Linked DNA regions of Homo sapiens: region 1 is linked to region 2. The links are chromatin contacts, found by Hi-C or POLR2A ChIA-PET in ENCODE. All regions are on one chromosome and are shown on one strand. The core of a region is the stretch at or near the end of the contact, and the rest is flanking DNA. Distances in the headings are between cores, read along the strand shown.

What was found. Hi-C counts contacts between places; a loop is a spot of excess contacts on that map. ChIA-PET counts read pairs that join two places held with the same protein, here RNA polymerase II (POLR2A). Pooled maps may share reads with other maps.
Region 1: a loop to region 2 is called in a map of thyroid gland, with 3 times the contacts of the local background. The contact joins two enhancer-like sites. A Hi-C loop is called at or near these places in 4 of 168 maps with a recorded cell type or tissue (endothelial cell of umbilical vein, heart left ventricle, right cardiac atrium and 1 more) and 5 of 50 pooled maps. POLR2A ChIA-PET finds 5 or more read pairs at or near these places in 7 of 52 experiments (A673, BJ, HEK293T and 4 more).

The regions. Positions count from the first base shown.
Region 1 is chr7:75,613,353-75,619,045 of GRCh38, forward strand. All of the region lies in intron 1 of HIP1 (huntingtin interacting protein 1), which reads right to left. Among named protein-coding and RNA genes, the nearest start is that of HIP1, 120 kb to the right of the region's middle. RefSeq lists an enhancer at 3,969-4,470. Within about 2 kb of position 4,444, at least 17 of the 41 ENCODE cell types and tissues checked have a DNase peak (open chromatin) inside an H3K27ac peak, as active enhancers do; they include PC-9, where a contact is called at or near this core.
Region 2 is chr7:75,561,257-75,567,164 of GRCh38, forward strand. It overlaps HIP1 (huntingtin interacting protein 1), which reads right to left. Exons shown (of 31, transcript NM_005338.7): 10 at 1,932-2,007; 11 at 1,679-1,819; 12 at 817-914; 13 at 73-145. Among named protein-coding and RNA genes, the nearest start is that of SPDYE5, 72 kb to the left of the region's middle. Within about 2 kb of position 4,120, at least 8 of the 41 ENCODE cell types and tissues checked have a DNase peak (open chromatin) inside an H3K27ac peak, as active enhancers do; they include PC-9, where a contact is called at or near this core.

The sequences.
Region 1 (5,693 bases), core at 3,194-5,693, 52 kb after region 2:
CTGGTCCTAGCTACAACACTTGGAATTTGCTGCCCAACATCAGGGTCTTTTTAATTCTTCTCTTGATCAAAAATAATAATAATCATCATAGAGCCATTGTCACCAGATTAGTGGTAGTAGCAGGAGCCACTGACCCTCACTTGGGCCTCTTCCTCCTCCCAGGCACTGCACTGGTAATTTACTTCTCATCCGCCTTTGGTCCCTAGAGGGCAAGAAATCTGGGCCCCTATTTTCCAAGACAAGCTACTTGCAAGTAGTACAGCCAGCAAGAAGTGGAGCCAGAATTCAAACCCAGGTCCATCTGAGAGCGCCTCCTCTCCCACACCGTGCTGCCTTCTGTAACTGCCAGGGTCCAACACAAACCTGTTGCCAACCAACGTCCTCCACCCTACTGTCTGCCTCACCTTCTGTTGCCCAGGCTGGAGTACAGTGGTGCAAACGTGGCTCACTACAGCCTCAACCTCCTGGATTCGAGCAATCTCCCATCTCAGCCTCCCAGGCAGCTGAGACGACAGGTGCATGCCACCACACCTGGCTAATTTTTAAATTCTTTTGTAGAGATGGGGTTTGCTATGTTGCCTAGGCAGGGTCTCCCTCTGTTGCCCAGGCTGGAGTACAATGGTGCAAACATGGCTCACTACAACCTTAACCTCCTGGGTTCAAGCAATCCTCCCATCTCAGCCTCCCAGATAGCTGAGACGACAGGTGTATGCCACCACACCTGGCTAATTTTTAAATTCCTTTGTAGAAATGGGGTTCACTGTGTTGCCTAGGCAGGTCTCAAACTTCTGGCCTCAAGTGATCCTCCTGCCTCAGCCTCCTGAGTAGCTGGGATTATAGGCACATGCCACCACACCCAGCTAATTTTTGTAGAGACGGGGTCTTACTATGTTGCTCAGGCTGGTCTGAAACTCCTGGGCTCAAGCGCTTTGGCTGTCCCAGCCTCCCAAAGTGCTGGGACTACAGGCATGAGCCATGCGCTGGGCCCTAAAATGGTGAATTTTATGGTATGTATATTTTACCACCACACACACACATAGACACACACACACACACACAGTTACAAGGTAGATAAGCCTCCAAAACATGCTACATGAAAGAAACCAGACATGAAATGGGACACAATGTGTGATTCTATTTGTATGAAGTGCTCAGAATGGGCAGATCCATAGAGACAGAGAGCTGACTGGTGGCCACTGGGGCCTGGTAGGAGAGGGGTGGGGAGTGATTGCTTAATGGGAACAGGGTTTCCTTTACGGATAGTGAAAATGTTCTGAAATTAAACAGTCATGTCGGTTGCACGACATAGCGAATGTGCCAGATGTTGCTTAATTATACACTTGAATTTGTTACAATAGCGAATTTCATGTTATATGTATTTTGTCACAGGAAAAAAAAAGATAAAAAACACTGAGAAACTGATTTTTTTTTCTTTTTCTGAGACGGAGTCTCACTCTGTCACCCAGGCTGGAGTGCAGTGGCGCGATCTCGGCGCATTGCAACCTCTGCCTCCCGGGTTCAAGTGATTCTCCTGCCTCAGCCTCCTGATAGCTGGGATTACAGGCACCCACCACCCCGCCTGGCTAATTTTTGTATTTTTAGTGGAGACGGGGTTTCACCATGTTGGCCTGTCTTGTCTCGAACTCCTGACCTCAAGTGATCCACCTGCCTCGGCCTCCCAAAGTGCTGGGATTACAGGCATGAGCCACCACGCTGGCCTGAGAAACTGATTTTACTGAATACCTACTACACGCAGGGCAAGGCTGCCACACAGATAGTAAGGCTCTTTGCCATACAACCACAAGAGGGCCTTTCACAGACAGTTGTGGACAGCCATGCACCTGCACATGGCTGCCAGGATCCAGGGCACCACACCAGGGGCTGTGAGAGAGCACACAGATGATAGGAAGTGGACCCTGTGGCCAGGTGTGGCAGCTCATGCCTGGAATCCCAGCACTTTGAGAGGCCGAGGCAGGAGGATCACTTGAGGCCTGGAGTTCAAGACCAGCCTGGGCAACATGGTAAGACCCCATCTCTACAAAAAATGAAAATTTAGCTGGGGATGGTGGTATATCTGTAGTGGTGGCTACTTGGGAGGCTGAGGCAGGAGGATTGCTTGAGCCCAGGAGTTGGAGGCTGCAGTGAGCTATGACTGTGCCACTGCACTCTATCATGAATGACAGATGGAGACCCTGACTCCCCACCCTTAAAAAAGGTGGATCTTGTCCTCAAAGGGACAAAGACTGTACTACTCCTTCCTGTCCTTTCCTTCCTTCTCCTCTGACTGTGCTTATGCCTGTAATCCCAACACTTTAGGAGATTGAGGTGGAGGATCGATTGAGCCCAGGAGGTGGAGGTTGCAGTTGAGCCGAGATTGTGCCACTACACTCCAGCCTGGGTGACACAGCGAGACTCTGTCTCAAAAAACAAAAACAAAAACAAACAAAAAATGGCCAGGCGCGGTGGCTCATGCCTGTAGTCCCAGCACTTTGGGAGGCTGAGGCAGGCGGATCACCTGAGGTCAGGAATTTGAGACCAGCATGGTCAATATGATGAAACCTCGTCTCTACTAAAAATACAAAAATTAGCTGGGTGTGATGGTGCGCACCTGTAGTCCCAGCTACTCAGCAGGCTGAGGCAGGAGAATCGCTTGAACCTGGGATGTGGAGGTTGCAGTGAGCTGAGATCACACCACTGCACTCCAGCCTGGGCGACAGAGTAAGACTCTGTCTCAAAAAAAAAAAAAAAAAAAAAGAAAAGATAAGAAAAGAAAAGAAAACAAAAACAAAAACAAAGTATCTCGTAACATCGTCCTAGACAAGAATGAGAAAGGACAGGCTGCTAGGGGTCCAAACCACCGCCCACCAGCCAAACCTGGCCTCAGCCTGCTTGTGCATGGCCTGTGAGCTAGGACTGGTTTTTGTGTTCTTGTTTAGGGACAGAGTCTTGCTCTGTTGCCCAGGCTGCAGTGTAGTGGTACGATCATAGCTCACTACAGCCTTGAACTCCTGGGTTCATGCAATCGTCCCACCTCCACCTCCCAAGTAGGTGGGCCTACAGGTGCGCACCACCACGCCAGGCTAATTAAAAAATTTTTTTTTGTAGAGACCGGGTCTCACTTTGTTGCCCAGGCTGGTCTTGAGCTCCTGGCTTCTAGCGATCCTCCCACCTTAGCCTCCCAAAGTGCTGGAATTACCGGCGCTAGCCACCATGCCTGGCTTTTTAAGGGTGGGGAGGAGGAGGAGGAGGAGGAGGAGGAGGAAGAGGAGGAGGACGAGGAGGAGGAAGAAATAGTAGCAGCAGGAAGCCACAAAGCCAAAAACATTTACCATCTGGCCCTTTGCAGAAAATGTTTGCTGGCCCCTGGACTAGGCAGGGCAGCCTATGAGGGTGGATGTCCACACATACAGAGGCTGATTACTGGCCATCACTTTGGGGTAAGGCATGCTGGTGCCTGAGCCTGTGTCCTCCTCCTCATGTTTACCAGGGAGGTATATGTCAGGCACAGTGATTGATCTAACTGATGCTGGGAACAACAGTAACTACATTTAGATGACTATTTTTTTTTGTTTGGACAAGGTCTTGCTCTGTTGCCCAGGTTGGAGTGCAGTGGTGCAATCATGGCTCATTGCAGCCTCGACCTCCTGGGCTCAAGCAATCCTCCCACCTCAGCCTCCCAAAATAGTTGGGAGCACAGGTGCATGCCACCACACCCAGCTAATTTTTTTTTTTTTTTTTTTTGAGATGGAGTTTTGCTCTGTCACCTGGCTGGAGTGCAATGGCGTGATCTCAGCTCACTGCAACCTCCGCCTCCCCGGCTCAAGCGATTCCCTTGTCTCAGCCTGCCAAGTCGCTGCGATTACAGGCACCCACCATCACTCCCGGCTAATTTGTTTTGTAGTTTTTAGTAGAGACGGGGTTTCACCATGTTGACCAGGCTGGTCTTGAACTCCTGACCTCAGGTGATCCTCCTGCCTCGGCTTCCCAAAGTGCTGGGATTACAAGCGTGAGCCACCGCACCCAGCCACTAATTTTTTATTATTTGTAGAGGTGAGGATCTCCCTGTGTTGCCCAGGCTGGTCTCGAACTCCTGGCCTCAAGCCATCCTCCTGCAGCGGCCTCCCAAAGTGCTGGGATTACAGGCGTGACCCACCGCGCCCAGCCTCAGCCTGGTTCCTTGCGTGAGTCTTGGTTTCTTGGTCTCCTTTTCCCCGTATGCCAGCTGCCTCCCTCCATAAGAGAACATCTGTGATGACCTTCGGGGTGCCCACTTAGGCTTTCAAAGGGGCCTGGAATGTAGGGCACAGGGTAAGAGACTCGGACACCAGGCCTTGGGGAAAAGGAGAAGCGGGCCCATATGCCCTCCTCTCACCCACAGGGAGCTGTGGCTTCGAAAGGGGCTCCTCCCTTGTAAGGCTGCTGCTCCTGTCGTCATGGAGGAAACCTTGGTTCTGCTTCCCTAGCACCCCAAACTGCAAAGTCACGCTGGCAGGTATTGCACCCAGAGGGCTCATTCCCCATTCATCATAGTCACTGGTTGGGCAAGTCACCCTCCCTAGAAAGCGCAGCCTTGGGTAAATCCACCAGACATATCCTGATCTTTCACTATTCACAGAGCCAGACTGGAGTGGCCTTTCGTAATGGCCCTGGCCAGAGCTCCCGGGGGAAGCCTTCCGGATAGGCAGCTTGTCAGCAAGAGTGGGAAACCCTGGGCTGCGCCCTCCCCACAAACCACCAGCATTGCCCAACTTCCTCTCTTCATGCCCTCTACCACCCTCTCGTTGCCCCAGCTTTCTTTCTTTCATTTTTTTTCTTGAGACACAGTTTCACTGTCACCCAGGCTGGAGTGCAGTAGTGTGATCTCGGCTCACTGCTACCTACCTCCACCTCCTGGGTTCAAGCGATTCTCACACCTTAGCCTCCCGAGTGGCTGGGATTACAGGCACGTGCCACCAACTCTGGCTAATTTTATATTTTTAGTAGAAACAGGGTTTCACCATGTTGGTCAAGCTGGTCTCAAACTCCTGACCTCAAGTGTTTCATCTGCCTCAGCCTCCCAAAGTGCTGGGATTACAGGTGTGAGCTACCACACGTGGCTAATTTTTGTATTTTCAGTAGAGATGGGGGTTTCACCATGTTGGCCAGGCTGGTCTTGAACTCCTGACCCCAGGTGACCTGCCCTCCTCAGTCTCCCAAAGTGCCGGGATTACAGGCATGAGCCACCGCACCCAGCTGTTTCCCCAGCTTTCTAACAGTGAGGTTAGTTTTGTCTCTTCTCTTTTATTAATATACTGCTACTTATCTCCAATGATCTGAAGACTCAAGGTGGGTGATGCCTGACTTACAGGAGATCCCCCAGCACGGGAACCATCCCTTATCCAGCTCTGGGTCTCTTGCAGTGTCCAATTTCTAGAAGTGACCTTTCTGTCAAGTGAATGAGCCAAGCCCCAGCCACATCCCAGCACTAGAAAACCTGATGCCTCTCCCTTGAGCACATCCTTTTTTTTTTCTTCCAAGTTTTTTTGTAGAGATGGGGTTTCACTATGCTGCCCAGGCTGGTCTCAACCTCCTGGGCTCCAGTGAGCCTCCCACCTTGGCCTCCCACCCAACATCCTTGACATCCCACCTTTTGTTCTATTTCTGCAGGAATCGCTGTGTGTAGAAAGAAAGCCTTTGGTCAGTGGTTCCCAGAC
Region 2 (5,908 bases), core at 2,870-5,369:
GTGATGCAAATTTAACATTCAAATCTACCGTGTTTTGGTGAAGCGCAAAGGCAGAGCAGATCCAAGTTATACCTCAGTCTTCATGTTTTCTAGCTGTGCCTTCAATCCACTGATCTCTCTGTATAGTCGCTCAATTAAGTGGTCCCTGGGAAGAGAAGGGGAATGAGTTTGCTTTCATAGTGCTTCTATCCCTCTGTTTTTAATTGTGAGCTCAGGGGAGGAAATTAAAAGCTGGTATTAATTTGGGGACAATTCTTTGAAATGCCATAAATTATACTCTAAATGTTACCAGATACTAATCTAATACTCATAAATCCATGGTTATTGATTTTCTTCTGAGATTAAAGGGGCCAATATTTGAGGGTCAAGACATTCCTTTTTTGTGTGTGTTTTCGGTTTTGTTTTAGAGACAGTCTGGCTTTGTCGCCCAGGCTGAAGTGTAGTGGCACGATCATAGCTCACTGCAGCCTTGATATCCCAGGCTCAAATGATCTTCCCACTTCAGCCTCCTGAGTTACTGGGACTACAGGTGTGTACCACCTGCCCAGCTAATTTTTTTACTTTTATTTAATAAAGATGGGATCTTGCTATGTTGCCCAAGCTTGGTCTTAAACTCCTGGCCTTAAAAAATCCTCCTACCTCATCCTCCCCACATGTTGGGATTACAGGCATAAGCCATTGCCCCCAACCCTTCAAGATGTTCTGTATCTAAGAAGCCCCAGTATCATTAAGAATTCCTCTTTGGTTAGTGTTTTGAGGCAGACCATGGCTTAACTTAGCTCCTGAACCATCTGCTTGAACCCAGCTTGGACTCACTTCTCATCCTTGTTCACACCATTTTGACTGTTGAAATTGAAGGGATCACTGCTGAATGAACTGCCAAAGATGTCATCAAACTTGTTGTCAAATAAATTCTGTGGTTGACCAAAAAGGAGTGAGAATAAGTCAGAGAGCCAGAGAATTCTGTGTGTGGGTCAGTTGAGTGATATGGGAGAATGCCCCCTTTCTCGAATTAAACGGTTCAGACCTGTTTAATTTTTTTAATTTTTTTGAGACAGGTTCTCGCTCTACTGCCCAGGCTAGAGTACAGTGGTGCAATCATAGCTCACTGCAGCCTCCAACTCCTGGCTCAAGTGATCCTCCTGTTTCAGCCTCCTGAGTAGCTGGAAGTATAGGTGTGTGCCACCATACCTGGATAATTTTTTTATTTTAATTTTATGTATTTATATTTTTAGGGCCTGGTTCTTGTTCTCTTGCCTAGGCTGGAGTGCAGTGGCATGATAACAGCTCACTGTAGCCTTGGCCTCCCAGGCTCAAGTGATCCTCCCATCTCAGCTTCCCACATAGCTGGGACCACAGGTATGTGCCACCACATCTGGCTAATTTTGTAAAGATGGGGCCTTACTATGTTGCCCAGGCTGGTCTTGAACTGGCCTCAAGCAGTCTTCCCACCTTGGCCTTGCAAAGTGTTGGGATTACAGCTGTGAGCCACTGCACCCATTTATGACCCTTCTGGGAGCCACAGAGCAGGATGCTCAGCCTAGGTTGGTGCTAGGTGAATGAAGAGAAGCCTGAACCTGGTTAGAGTCAATGGGCTTTGGCCAGGGTCTCCCCCAGCCTCTCCCCTGTACTTGCAGGTGAGAGGAAAGGCCAAGTTTCTCTCCCAAGTGGTCCTCACCTGCTGAGAGGCATCCATGTCCATGAGGTCATCCTTCTCTAGGACTGGCTCGCTGTCGGGGGATGAGGCCTCTGCAGGGATCACCACCACAGGGCTGATATGTTCTGACAGGGCTGAGGCTCGCAGGAAGTTGGGTGGGTTCTGAAGACGGAGACACATCCTCAAATAGTGCTTGCTTGCCAGGCCCCGCCGGCCCTTAAGAGAGTACCTGGGGCCTCTGCAGTGCCGAGGGTGTGTGGTTGGGCATGCTTACCTCAGGCAGCTGGGGGATCTGAATGAGCCGCTTGAAGTACTGCAGGTTGCTGGAGCGGTAGAACAGATCTTTCAACCTAGGGGTGGAGAAGGACCTGAGGGGTGCTGGGTGTCTTCATCAGCCCCATGTAGGGGACAGAGCAGCCACCTGGCTTTCCTGCCCCCTCCCCAGCCCAAAGGCACAGGCTGTCAAGGAGATAAACTCCATGGTGCTGGGATTCAATTATGATGCTGCAGAGGATTATTTAAAGCTGGTCCTCAGTGACCTGCTGGTGAGGAAAGAGTAATTCATGCTACAAATCCTTTGGAAGAGTAGATAATCAAAAAGCTAATTTCTTCATTGCTGTAGAACACATGTTGTTATTTTGCAGATTTAACTTCCGAGGAGTGTTTGGTTTAGAGTAACATTAAAAGAAATTGACTTTCTCTGAGGATAAGCCATCTAACCATAGGAAAAGGGAAGGGAATTTTACTACAAAGGTAGCTCTCTTCTTTCATTACTTCTCTTTGTTTTTGGACTATTTGTTCTCTCCACAATTAAGACTATAAGTTCCTGGGAAGTGGGGACTGAGCTCCGCTGAGCTGTTTCCCATAATGCCAGGGACAGGGCAGCCGTTCAATAAACACTTGGAGAATTACAATCGTTTGGTACTATGTCCTAATCTTGGGTGGATATGCACATGAAGAAACCAATATTTTTTTTCTCTCTCTCTCTCTTTTTGTAGAGGCAGGGTCTTGCTCTGTCACCCAGGCTAGAGTGCAGTGGTGCAATCAGAGCTCATTGCAGCCTTGAATTCCTGGGCTCAAGCAGTCTTCTGCCTCAGCCTCCTGAGTAGCTAGAATTACAGGGATGCACCACCATGCCTGGCTAATTTTTAATTTTTTGGTAGAAACAGGCTCTTGCTGTGTTGCCCAGGCTGGTCTCAAACTCCTGGCTTCAAGCAATCCTACTGCCTTGGCCTCCCAAAGTGCTGGGATTACAGGCATGAGCCACCACATCTGGCAAAATCAACATCTTTTTCTCATTCTCAAATCTCTATTTTGAATCTAAACACTGAAGACCAAGAAACCTAAGAGAATCCAGACTTATATATTCTTCATTTTTATTTTGTTTGTTTATTTTTTGAGATGGAGTGTCGCTCTTATTGCCCAGGCTGGAGTGCAATGGCGCGATCTCGGCTCACTGCAAGCTCCACCTTCCAGGTTCAAGGGATTCTCCTGCCTCAGCCTGCTGAGTTGCTGGGATTACAAGCATGTGCCATCATGCCTGGGTAATTTTGTATCTTTAGTAGAGATGGGGTTTCTCCATGTTGGTCAGGCTGGTTTCGAACTCCCGACCTCAGGTGATCCGCCCGTCTCGGCCTCCCAAAATGTTGGGGTTATAGGCGTGAGCCAATGTGCCCTGCCTATTTGTAAATATTTTTTTGAGATTGGGTCTTAGTCTGTCGCCCAGGCTGGAGTATAGTGGCAAAATCATAGCTCACTGCAGCCTTGACCTCCCTGGGCCCAAGGGATCCTCTCACCTCAGCCTCCAAGTAGCTGGGAGTACAGGTGTGTGCCACCACACCTGGCTAATTTTTTGTGTGTTTTTGATAAAGATGGGGTCTCTCTATGTTGTCCAGGCTGGTCTCAAACTCCTGGGCTCAAGCCATCTACCCACCTTGGCCTTCCAAAGTGCTGGGATTATAGGTGAGAGCCACCATGCTTGGCCTGTTTTAATTTTTTTAGAGACAAGGTCTTGCTGTGTCACCCAGGCTGAAGTGCAGTGGAACGATCAAGGCTTGCTGCAATCTCAACCTCCTGGGCTCAAGCGATCCTCCCACCTCAGCCTCCTGAGTAGCTGGAGTTAACTACATCTATTCTGAGATGAAAGGGGTACATGGGCCTTAAATCCTTTGGCCTGCAACAATGAACTTTCTCCAGCTTAGTCCAATAAACGAAACCCCCAGGGTCTCGTTACAGCCTGTCAGATCCCAAGACTTAGGCCTGTCTCTGTCTCTGTGACATCACTGCTGCTTCCCCTGAATTCAAGGACAGTGAGGTCTCAGACAGCAGCCGTGTCTGTGTGGAACAGCAAAGTGGCTACTCAGGGGAGATGTTTTTCTAAGCTAGAAGCAAATGAAAGGAAATGAAATCACCTGACCACACATCCCCATCTTGCTGGTTTGGAGCCAACAGTAACAGGCTCAACTGCTTTCACAAGCTACCGGAATTTGACATTCCAGGAAATCAGCCTCAGGGCCTGTCTCCTTGGACTAAAGAAGCCATTTATCACAGAATATGTACTCGGCTTCTCAAATGGAACAGGGGTACCAGGAGGTGGGTACAACCACACACTTGTCCTTCGCTTGCTCCTGGGGAACCAGGCAGAGAAGCTGAAACTTGGCATTTGGGAGTTATGGTCAAGGGTGAGGAAATTAACAGGAAAAACAAGAGAGTGCACTTTTACACAGCTAAGTCAGGAGGCCCTTCTCAGCCCCCTCTGTCCTCCCAACTCTCACTCTATTATCCTTCCCTTTTGCCTGGTTTCGCCTCCCCTCCCCTCCTTTCCTTTTTTTTTTTTTGGATGGAGTCTTGCTCTGTTGCCCAAGCTGTAGTGCAGTGGCATGATCTCAGCTCATTGCAACCTCTGCCACCTGAGTTCAAGCAATTCTCCTGCCTCAGCCTCCTGAGTAGCTGGGATTACAGGGCTAATTTTTGTATTTACAGTAGAGACAGGGTTTCATCATGTTAGCCAGGCTGCTCTCAAACTCCTGACCTCAAGCGATCCACTTGCTTCGGCCTCCCAAAGTGCTGGGATTACAGGTGTGAGCCACTGCACCCAGCCTAAGTAAAGATCTTTTGTTTTTGTTTTTGTTTTGAGATGGAATCTCATTCTGACGCCCAGGCCTGAGTGCAGTGATGTGATCTTGGCTCACTGCAACCTCCACCTCCTGGGTTCAAGCGATTCTTCTGCCTCAGCCTCCCGAGTAGCTGGGATTACAGGTGTGCACCACCATGCCCTGCTAATTTTTTAGTAGAGACGGGGTTTCACCATGTTGGCCAGGCTGGTCTTGAACTCCTGACCTCAAGTGATCTGCCCACCTCGGCCTCCCAAAGTGCTGGGATTACAGGCATGAGCCACTGCACCCGGCTGGTGTTAGCAACTTTTATTGAGGCGGCAGTGCACAGCCAGCAGCGGAGGTCCTGTTCCTTGCAGCGCAGGGCTACTCCATACGCAGTGAGCCCAGAATAGCAGCTGTTACATTTATACCCACTTTTAATTATATGTAAATTAAGGGGCAGATTATGCAGAAATTTCTAGAAAAAAAGTGGTAAATTCCAGATTGTCAGGTTATTGCCATGGAAAGGGGCGCTAACTTCCGGATGTTGCCATAGCAATGGTAAACTGTCACTGCACACTGGTAGGTGTGTCTTATGCAGAGGTGCTTCCGCCCTTTCCCTGTTTTACTTGTCCTTAATTTGGTCCGATGCCCAAGCCCTGCCTCCAGAGTCCAGTCTCCCATCCCACCTCAGAAGCAGGTCATATTTGTAGGGTATCAACCAAACCTGCTAGTGGATTGGACATGGGGGATGAGGAAAATGGTGACTTCCAGATCTCTGGCCTAAATGGATGATGGCAGTATTTGTTGAGATAGAAAAGAATGGGGAGGGGCTGGGCACAGTGACTCGCGCCGGTAATCCCATCACTTTGGGAGGCAGATCACTTGAGGTCAGGAGTTCCAGACCAGCCCGGCCAACATGGTGAAATCCTGTCTCTACTAAAAATACAAAAATTAGTCGGGCATGGTGGTGGGCGCCTGTAATCCTAGCTACTGAAGAGGCTGAGGCAGGAGAATCACTGGAGATGGGGAGGCTGAGGTTGCAGTAAGCCAAGATCACACCACCGCACTCAAGCCTGGGTGACAGAGCGAGACTCTGTCTCAAAAACAAAAACAAAAACAAACAAACAAAAACAGAATGGAGAGAGAAAGGTTT